Regions from separate parts of the Homo sapiens genome. Here region 2 is linked to region 1. A link is an interaction called in ENCODE POLR2A ChIA-PET data of the cell type or tissue named here. Cell type or tissue: MCF 10A. All regions are shown on one strand. Each heading gives the region's core, and the rest is flanking DNA. Links, peaks and the distances in the headings are about the cores only. Region 1 has its middle 30 kb from the start of CDH23. Region 2 holds the start of LOC124902448 (a long non-coding RNA gene).

The links. Peaks named below come from ENCODE experiments on the same cell type or tissue, not always from the same donor. Only the 100,000 strongest peaks of a DNase experiment are listed, where the experiment ranks them.
Region 2: POLR2A ChIA-PET joins it to region 1 with 5 read pairs; 1 of 35 experiments calls an interaction of 5 or more read pairs at or near these places.

Annotation. Positions count from the first base shown.
Region 1 is chr10:71,364,847-71,369,233 of GRCh38, forward strand. It overlaps a transcript of SLC29A3 not described here. Among named protein-coding and RNA genes, the nearest start is that of CDH23, 30 kb to the right of the region's middle. In MCF 10A, for the core only: no CTCF peak of the experiment used is centred there; no DNase peak of the experiment used is centred there.
Region 2 is chr10:72,024,558-72,028,944 of GRCh38, forward strand. It overlaps LOC124902448 (a long non-coding RNA gene), which reads left to right and starts at 2,754. Exons shown (of 2, transcript XR_007062187.1): 1 at 2,754-2,926; 2 at 3,903-4,362. In MCF 10A, for the core only: no CTCF peak of the experiment used is centred there; DNase peaks (open chromatin) are centred at 2,404 and 3,784.

The sequences.
Region 1 (4,387 bases), core at 134-4,133:
CCTTGGTTTTTTCATTGACTTTAGTGCTGCGGATGATTTGGGATGTTGGTCTAGCTGGTGACTCATCTCAACCACAAGTGTTTTAGAAATGAGCAGCATGGGCCGGGCATGGTGGTTCATGCCTGTAATCCCAGCACTTTGGGAGGCCGAGGCAGGCGGGCCACCTGAGGTCAGGAGTTCGAGACCAGCCTGACCAACATGTCGAAATCCCGTCTCTACTGAAAATACAAAAATTAGCCGGGCATGGTGGTGGGCACGCCTGTAATCCCAGCTACTCGGGAGGCTGAGTCAGGAGAATCACTTGAACCTGGGAGGTGGATGTTGCAGTGAGCTGAGACCATGCCATTGGACTCCAGCCTGGGCAAAAAGGGCAAAACTCCGTCTCAAAAAGAAAAAAAGAAAGAAAAAGAAAAAGAAATGGGCACCATGCCTGCCTTAAAGTAAACCAGCAGTCTCTGAGCTCAGAGATGGGGACCATCTTGGAGCGATCACCTTGCAGCTATTGGGGAAGGAGTAGTGGGGGTCTCTCATGCTCTGTTGTAGGGGAATGGGCTTTCAAAGAAGTGGAGGTGGCATCTCCATTAGAGAGATGATTTGCAGTTAGTGTGGAGCACAGGGGGAGTTGGGGGGCCAGCCATGGTGATGGCAGGGCATAGAGATGATAGACTAAGTTGCATCCACTTTGCCAGGGGAGGAGAGGCCGCTCTGTTGGGAGGGGCTGGCGGCTTGGCTGTTGGGGATCATCCAGGCTTTTGCTCACTCTGCTTGGTTACTCACCTTAGTGGGCACTTCACAGAGGGTCATTCCCTCCCAGGGAGGGAGGAAGGAAAATAAAAATCCATCTCCAGGCAGAAGGGTGGATGGGGGAGTTCAGACGTGCTTGTTCCCCCTCCGCCGTGAGAAGCAGTTCGTGGGCTTTGGCTGCTCTGGATCTCAAGTCTCATGTGAACCCAGCAGGCTTGGAACCAGCTCATATGTTTGGAGGGGTGAACAAAACTCACCAAAAAGGAGGGGAGTTTTCAATGAGGGAGGTAGAGGGGGTGCCTTGAGAGGTTGTCTTTATCTAAGAGTTCTCTGATTTAATTCCAAATGGCAGTTTTTAGGGCACCATACACATGTTCATTTTCCTTCTTTTTAATTTTTAATGTTTTGGTTTCTTTGAGACAAGGTCTCAGTTTGTCACCCAGGCTGGAGTGCAGTGGCATGATCACAGCTCACTGCAGCCTCGACCTCCTGGGCTCAAGCAATCCTCACACCTCAGCCTCCCTAGGAGCTAGGACCATGGGTGCCTGCCACCACACGTAGCTAATTTTTAAAAAATTTTTTATAGAGGCAGAGTCTCACCATGTTGCCTAGGCTGGTCTCTAACCACTCAAGCAAACACCGTGTTTGTGTTCTAGTGTTTTGTGAAAGGTAGAACTTGAGAGTGATGAAATCAGATGTTTGGCTGAGGACATTTCTATGCAATGTATTGAAAGTGTGGCTTGGCTCCTCCTGACTGCTTATAATAAAATGTGAGAGAGAAATGACTTAAATATGGAATGGTGAAGTGAAAAGGTGGGAGGACTCAAGCAATTCTCCCACCTCGGCCTCCCAAAGTGCTGGGATTACAGGCATGAGCCACCATGCCCAACCATTTTTCTCCTTTATTCAGTTAACAAAGCTACATGAGGGGACTCTTCAACCAGTGGGTGACAGGGATTTCTGAGAACATGCTTATTCCTACATGCATAGGAGCTGGGGGAAACTTCAACCAGGGGTGGTATTATGAGCAAAGACCCCTCATTCAGCTGCCTTCCACTCAGTGCTCCAGGGAGAAGACTTCGGCCTCTTCATCAGCTCGGAGGTGATGTGGGCGCTTAACTTCTGAGCCAGTGTCACGCTTTTATAGAGAACTCCACGTAGAAGAGGAGGCAAAGCCTGTTGACATATTTATAGTACATTCCAGTCGAATGTGAACTGAGAGCCCATGCATGTCTCCACTTGGTGGGCTTTCTGAGTGGGAGTACCTCGTGCCTATTCTACCATCGTCACTTCCTTGGTGGCAGCATTGTCAGTGCCAGTATGCCTCTGGGCCTGAGTCACTGTTGCTCTTCACCCACTCGCTGAGGCTGCCTGGTTCCCGGTCTAGCTTTGACTCCAGCAGGATCCTAGAAAGAATTTCTGCCCCACCATCAGGTAGAAGCTAGGACTAGTCAGGTAGCCATAGAGCTGGCTATTGGGAAAGGAGTAGTGGGGGTCTCTCATGCTGTGTTGTAGGGGAATGGCTTTCAAAGAAGTGGAGGAGGCATCTCTGTTAGAGAGATGATTTGCAGTTAGTGTGGAGCACAAGGGGAGGCGGGGGGCCAGCCGTGGTGATGGTAGAGCCTGGAGATGATAGACTAAGTTGCACCCAGTTCACCAGCCCCTGCTGCTGAGGTGACCCCTGCATGGCTCGCTGCTGACAAACCTGTCTTGGAACAGCAGGGTTGTGGGACATGAGACAGAGCTTTAGAGGTCAGGAAGTCTTGCTCCCAGCCCCACAAGGCACCATCTGTGTGAGTCAACCTTCCTGAGTCTCATTTCCTCATCTGTAAAATAGGGATAATAGTAAGTCCCAGAGCTGTGACCATCTGCTGTGCCACTAAGCCAGCCTTTCACCCCAGTCACACCCACTCCCCAGCCCACATAGGCAAGAGATGCACCAGGGGTCACAGCCTTTGCAGCAGGCAACTCAGGGCACAGTGCACACCCCCTACTGCCACCAGGTTTCTGCCACTCAGGAAGTCCAGGGCAGCCTCAGCCTGAGATGGCGAACTCAACTTCAGGCTTCCCTGGGCTTGACCCTGAAGGAGAGTGACAAAGGTAGCCATACTCTCTGCCCCTACAAGGTTCCAGCCAGCTGACCCATTGGCCCTGTGCTCTCTGCTAAGAACAGTTCCGGTGCTTGACTGGAAGTTAGAGGAGCTCCAGGGCCACAGCATAGGGCCAAGGAATTAACAGTCACAGGATTCAGACACTCAGACCGAGGTTGGAATGCTGTTTCTGCCACCTCCTAGCTGGGTCACTTTAGCCACGTCCTGCTGGTGCCCTTTTCTGATGTCTAAAATAAGCCGGCCAGGCATGGTGGCTCACACCTATAATCCCAGCACTTTGGGAGGCTAAGGCGGGAGAATCACTTGAGGCCAGGAGTTCAAGACCAGCCTGGACAACATAGTAAGACCCTGTCGCTACAAAAATATATATATACAAAAATTAGCCAGGCCTAGTGGTACATGCCTATAGTCCCAGCTACTCAAGAGGCTGAGGCAGGAGGATTGTTTGAGCCCAGGAGGTGGAGGTTACAGTGAGCTAGAATTGCACCACTGCACCCCAGCCTGGGCAACAGAGTATCTAGAGACTATGTCTCTAAAAAAAATAAAAAATAAAATGAGAAGCCTCTCAGGGCTGTAGAAAGGATTAAATAAGCCCTAATGTTGTATGCAAAGTATCTGGCATATGATAGATCCTCAACAAACTTGGTTTTCTTCCACTTTTTGCTGCTGCCTGGACAACTTGTTGCAATGCCAGCTGCTTCCCTATGGCAGGCTGTACCCTGTACCCAGTGCTCAATGGACTTGCCAGGCCCCTCGCCTGGCCCCCAGGCCTAGAACCTGACACTTGTTTGATGCTCAGGCCCCCTGTCTGGATCTCCCTGCCCAGGCATGCCTGACCTGGGGGCAGGACACACTGGGCACAAAGCTGGAAATCCAAGACCCCAGACCACTCACTTTGTCCTTTGGACAGGCTGTTTCATTTTTTTTTCTATGCCTCAGCTGGAAAATTGGGCACCCCACTACCCATTCTATCACTATCATGAATGCACAGCCATGAACAAAGATGCCCTTTAGAAACCAGTGTAGTTCCAACGGGGTTCCAAGAGCCTGGGCTCTGGAGCCATTCTGCCTAGGTTTGAGTCCTTACTACTTCCTGGCTGTGTGACTGAAGGTAAGTCCAATCCCCTCCTCCATTTTCTCATCTGAACACTAGGGGCGATTGTAGTACTGCTCTCATCTCTGGTTATGATGATATACTGGCAATGCACATAAAACATTTGGAATGGAGCCTAGTGCTACAGATGAATGTTTGTGTCCTCCCCAAATTCACATGTTCCAATCCTAACCCCCAACTTGATGGTATTAGGAGGTTGGATGTTTGGGAGGTGATTAGATCATGAGAGTAGAACCCTCATGAATGTGATTAGTAACCTTATAAAAGAGTCAACAGAGCTCCCTCACCCCTGTGCCGTGTGAGAACACAGTGAGAAGATGGCCCTCTGTCAACCAGGAAGCAGACCCTCAGCACACACCAAATCTGCTGCAACCTTGATCTTGGATCTTCCAGCCTCTAGAACTGTGAGGAATAAATT
Region 2 (4,387 bases), core at 209-4,208, 660 kb after region 1:
CAGCAAACACCAGTCTCCTGGCCCCAGAGCGAGACGTGGAAGTTTGCAGAAATGCATCACCAAATGTTTGATTTGGGAGGAGAGGAAGAGCAGAGCTCATACCGAGAGCAAAATAGGACAGAAAGGAGATTTTTCAGTAAGGGCTGAGGAGAGACCATCGTTCATCACTGGGGCCTCCTTGTTTCCTCACTTAGTTTCTTGACTTCAGTCCTGACCACCTCATTTGCTGTGGAACATCTGGCCCCAATATGGGGCTGATTTAATAAATCCAAGACATCTTCCTTTGCCCAGCAGACTTAGAAGAAGCCAAGGAGAAACCCTGTGGGGTTGCCAGCAAGGACCCATAGAGGCAAAGAGACAGACAGGAAAGAGGAGGATGGTGAATAACCAAGTGGGAACCGGGGCGCATCTGGCAGGTGAGCTGAGACCCATGTGTTCAGAAATCAAGATTATGGGCCAGACAGAGGCATGCCCATTGAAGCCAGCAGCAGCCTCCAGAAGCGACCACCTGCCCTTGGTTTCTATCCTTTCCTGTTGTTCCTCACTAGGCAGGAACTGGCTTTATGTAGGTCACAGATTTTCCAGATATGGGAGAACAGGATTTGGGACACCTTGTAGTTGTTACACACACACGCGCACGCGCGCACACATACACACGCCCCCTCCTCCCAGACTGGAGGGCAGAAGGGTCATGGAGCTTCAGCTAGAGTCCCTCCTCCTGTTGGTCTGGCCTGTAGGGATACTGTAGCCCCTCTGCCTGCGGATGTCTCATGACCCCAGACAAAGCAGAGTGACTGTGGCTGACGAGCATGTCGGAAGGGCTGACGGGAGCATCAGGTTGAAAATGAGAGAAAGAAGTGCATGAAAGAAGTTGTGATTCCTAGAAGTTCCCACTCCACCCACTTCCCACAACAACTCCACTACTCCAAATGAGAAATTAATTCCTTCAGGATCAGGGTTGCGAAGGAGGTGCCAAAACCTAAGAAAAAGGCTTTGTGTTTGCAGGGTGTGAACTTGGTTTAAGAGAAGCTAGCCATGACGCAGCTATGGGACGGGGTCCTGGACGTCTCAGCATTTCAGGAGAGTTAGCAAGGCTGCCCTGCGCGGGGGTGGGGTGGATCTCTTCTGTTACTGGTGTTGGAGATAGAACAGTGGTCAGGGACATTAATTGTGGCGATCGATTTTCCTTATTCTCACTTATGTATGTAGAAGAGATTCAATGAATGGTAAAGTCATTATACCCATTCCCCTACAGGGAGTAGAGAGAGACCAGCTTTCCTCATTCTGAACTCTGGCCCTCTACAGGGAAGAAAGAGTCCCCAAACTCAATACTAAACAAACCCAGTGGTTTTCAGCACCGGACACAAGTTAAAATCTCCCACTAGTTCTCACACTTTCCTGGGTATGCGACGCCCTGCTCCTGAAGGCCTTGTTAAAACACAGATCTCTGGACCCCACCCTAACAGCTTTGGATTCTGTTGTCAGGGTGGGGCCTGAGAGTTTGCACTTTAACAGGTGCCCTGGTGATGCTGATGCTGCTGGTCCCCGGGTCCAACTTTGAGAACCACCACCCCACCCCCGGTCCTCAGAGACTGATTTGGTTGGTTTGGAGTGGGGTTTCTTTGGCAGCTGTTGTTTAAAAGCACCCAGGGTATCCCAGAAGAGCCATGGTTCACACCATCAAGGCCAGTTATGGAGAATCTTCTACGAGAGCACATTATAAAAATAAGCACTTTCAGCAGGACGTGGACTCTAAAAAAAATAAATAACATAAAAGTAGAAATAAGCAGAAACATCCAGCTCTCAGTTAAGTACTTGCTAAGCTCCAGCTGCTTCAACCTCATCTAATTCCTGTTCCCTTTCCACATCCTGGTCTTAGCCCCTCTGCAGCTTTGCAGGAGCCGTCTCCACGTGGCCTGGCCTGGCTGAGCTCTGGGGCAGGAGCGCTTGGTGGCATCTCTTGGCTCTGAGTCTACAGTTTCCTTGACATCTTATTGCTCTGATTTTCTCTCAAGTGCCTCCCCTTCTTTCCTTTGTTCTGGGAGAAACATTCCCTCATCTTGTCTATGTGCAGAGATCCCCAATGACTTGCCTTCCTTACGACTGAGCAGATAGAAAGCGACTTGCCTTGGTCTGTGGAATAGCCGATATCCTATGACCCTTATCCCTCCGCCTGGCGAGACCCACATGGACATAAATCACAAGGATGCCAAGGCAAGACTGTGGACCCTGCCTCCAGCCGAGGCCTGGCAGAGGGGAGCTGTGGGCTTCCAGCCCCCTGTGGGAAGATTTACCAAACAAAGAGCAGATGCTTCAAACAATGACTTCATTGCAGACTGGGTCCCAGTACATTCAGGAAGGGAGTGGCCCATGGATGCTGGCCAATCCTACTCAGAGGAGCCTCAAAGAGAAACCAAGCAGGCAAGCCAGTGACCAAGCAGCCACGGTGAGGACTGGGGAGGAAGACATGCACATCTCACCTCTCCTGGGCCAGGCAATTATAGGCAATATCCTAATTAATCCTTATGACGGCCAGGCGCAGTGGCTCACGCCTGTAATCCCAGCACTTTGGGAGTCCAAGATGGGCAGATCAGGAGGTCAGGAGTTCGAGACCAGTCTGGTCAACATGGTGAAACCCCGTCTCTACTAAAAATATAAAACTTAGCCAGGCATGGTGGCAAGTGCCTGTAAGGAGAATTGCTTGAACCTGGGAGGCAGAGGTTGCAGTGAGCTGAGATCGTGCCACTGCACTCCAGCCTGGGCAACAGAGCAAGATCCCATCGCAAAAAAAAAAAATTAAAATTAAAAAAAATTAATCCTTATGATGCCACAGTAGACCTTGATCTGGAAGATGTGACTGCTGACCTATCCTGCCTCCTTGGGTCTGATACAAACAAGCCGAGTGGGAACTGGCAAAAGGGCACGGGTAAGCACTCATGTATGTGCATACAGGTGTGTGTGTGCCTGTGTGCATGTGTGTGTTGATTCCTACCCCTCAGTCTTCCCAGCCCCAGCGCACACAGATTCCATCTTCATTTTCTTAAATCTTCGTCTTTGCCCATAACCTCCCCCATGGAGCCTCCCAGCCTAATTGAAAAAAACAAAAAAAGAGAGAGAGAGAGAGAAATGTTGAACTGTTATATGATTCCCCTTATCTCAAATGGGAGGAAAATCGCTGGAAAGTTTTAAAGTCTAGGTGTCAATAGTCCTGTGAGTCATTTTACGACTGGGTTCGGGCAGCCCCGCAGCCAAGCCCTCTTGCCTCTCTGAATCTGTTTTACCATCTATAAAATGCAGTCAAGGGAGGTGGGGAGGGCTTCCAGTCAGGTTAGTTTCACATCCATGCTTTGAGGCCCTGTGGTCCCAGAAACAGCAATAAACGGGCAAAACATTAAAAGGGAAAATTTATTTTTTTAATTTTTTTAACGTATGTTTTTTGAGACAGAGTCTGACTCTGTGGCCCAGGCTGGAGTGCAGCGGTGTGATCTCGGCTCACTGCAACCTCTGCCTCTAAAAGGGAAAATTTAAAAGCACCCCGTCTATCAGAAAATAAAAGACACAGTCACACTCAAAATCATTTTAGACCTATTTGTGGTACAAAAATGGACCGAAACCCCAATGCTGTAAGGTGCCAGAGACCTGACCTCTTGGGGCTCTGGGTCAGCGTCAGCTGTCTAGGTTGGGTGCGGTGGCTCATGCCTGTAATCCCAGCACTTTGGGAGGCTAAGGTGGCAGGATCACTTGAGCCCAGGAGGTGGAGGCTGCAGTGAGTCATGATTGTATCATCTCACTCCAGCCTGGACGACAAAGCGAGAACCTGTCTCAAAAAAAAAAAAAAAAAGAAGAAGAAAAAGAAAGGTGTTTCTTTATTGTCTTATCGTCTTTCCTGGCATCTCTTACAGCTAGGTGTACCTATGTGACTAATGTCCAACCAATGGAAAGTAAGTGGAAGCGTTAGGTGCGATTTCATAAAGGGAGAGTGGTACTCTTTTTTGCTTCTTCCACCTCATGACAGCTCAAATGCAGACATAATGGCAAGACTCAAGCCGCCATATTGGAGTGTGGGGTAAAAGCCACTCACTGAGGACAGCAGAACTGGATAGACGTCTCCTGAGTCCTTGATAATTATGGAGGCACCACGCTAGCCTTGGACAGCCTATCTCTGGAATGTGTGTGAAGTTTGTGTTTCATAATGTTGCTGTAATTTTGGGTGCTCTATTACTCAAGAGTGAATCTAATCCTCGCTAAATCAGAGGTGTCACACGTCGTGCCACTACTCATTAATTTGGGGCATTAGATTTACTTTCAAATTGTTGTTATTCTAAATAGCATAACATGAACCTCTTTATGTAAAAAACTCAATCTGCATCTCTGGGGTTTTTTTTTC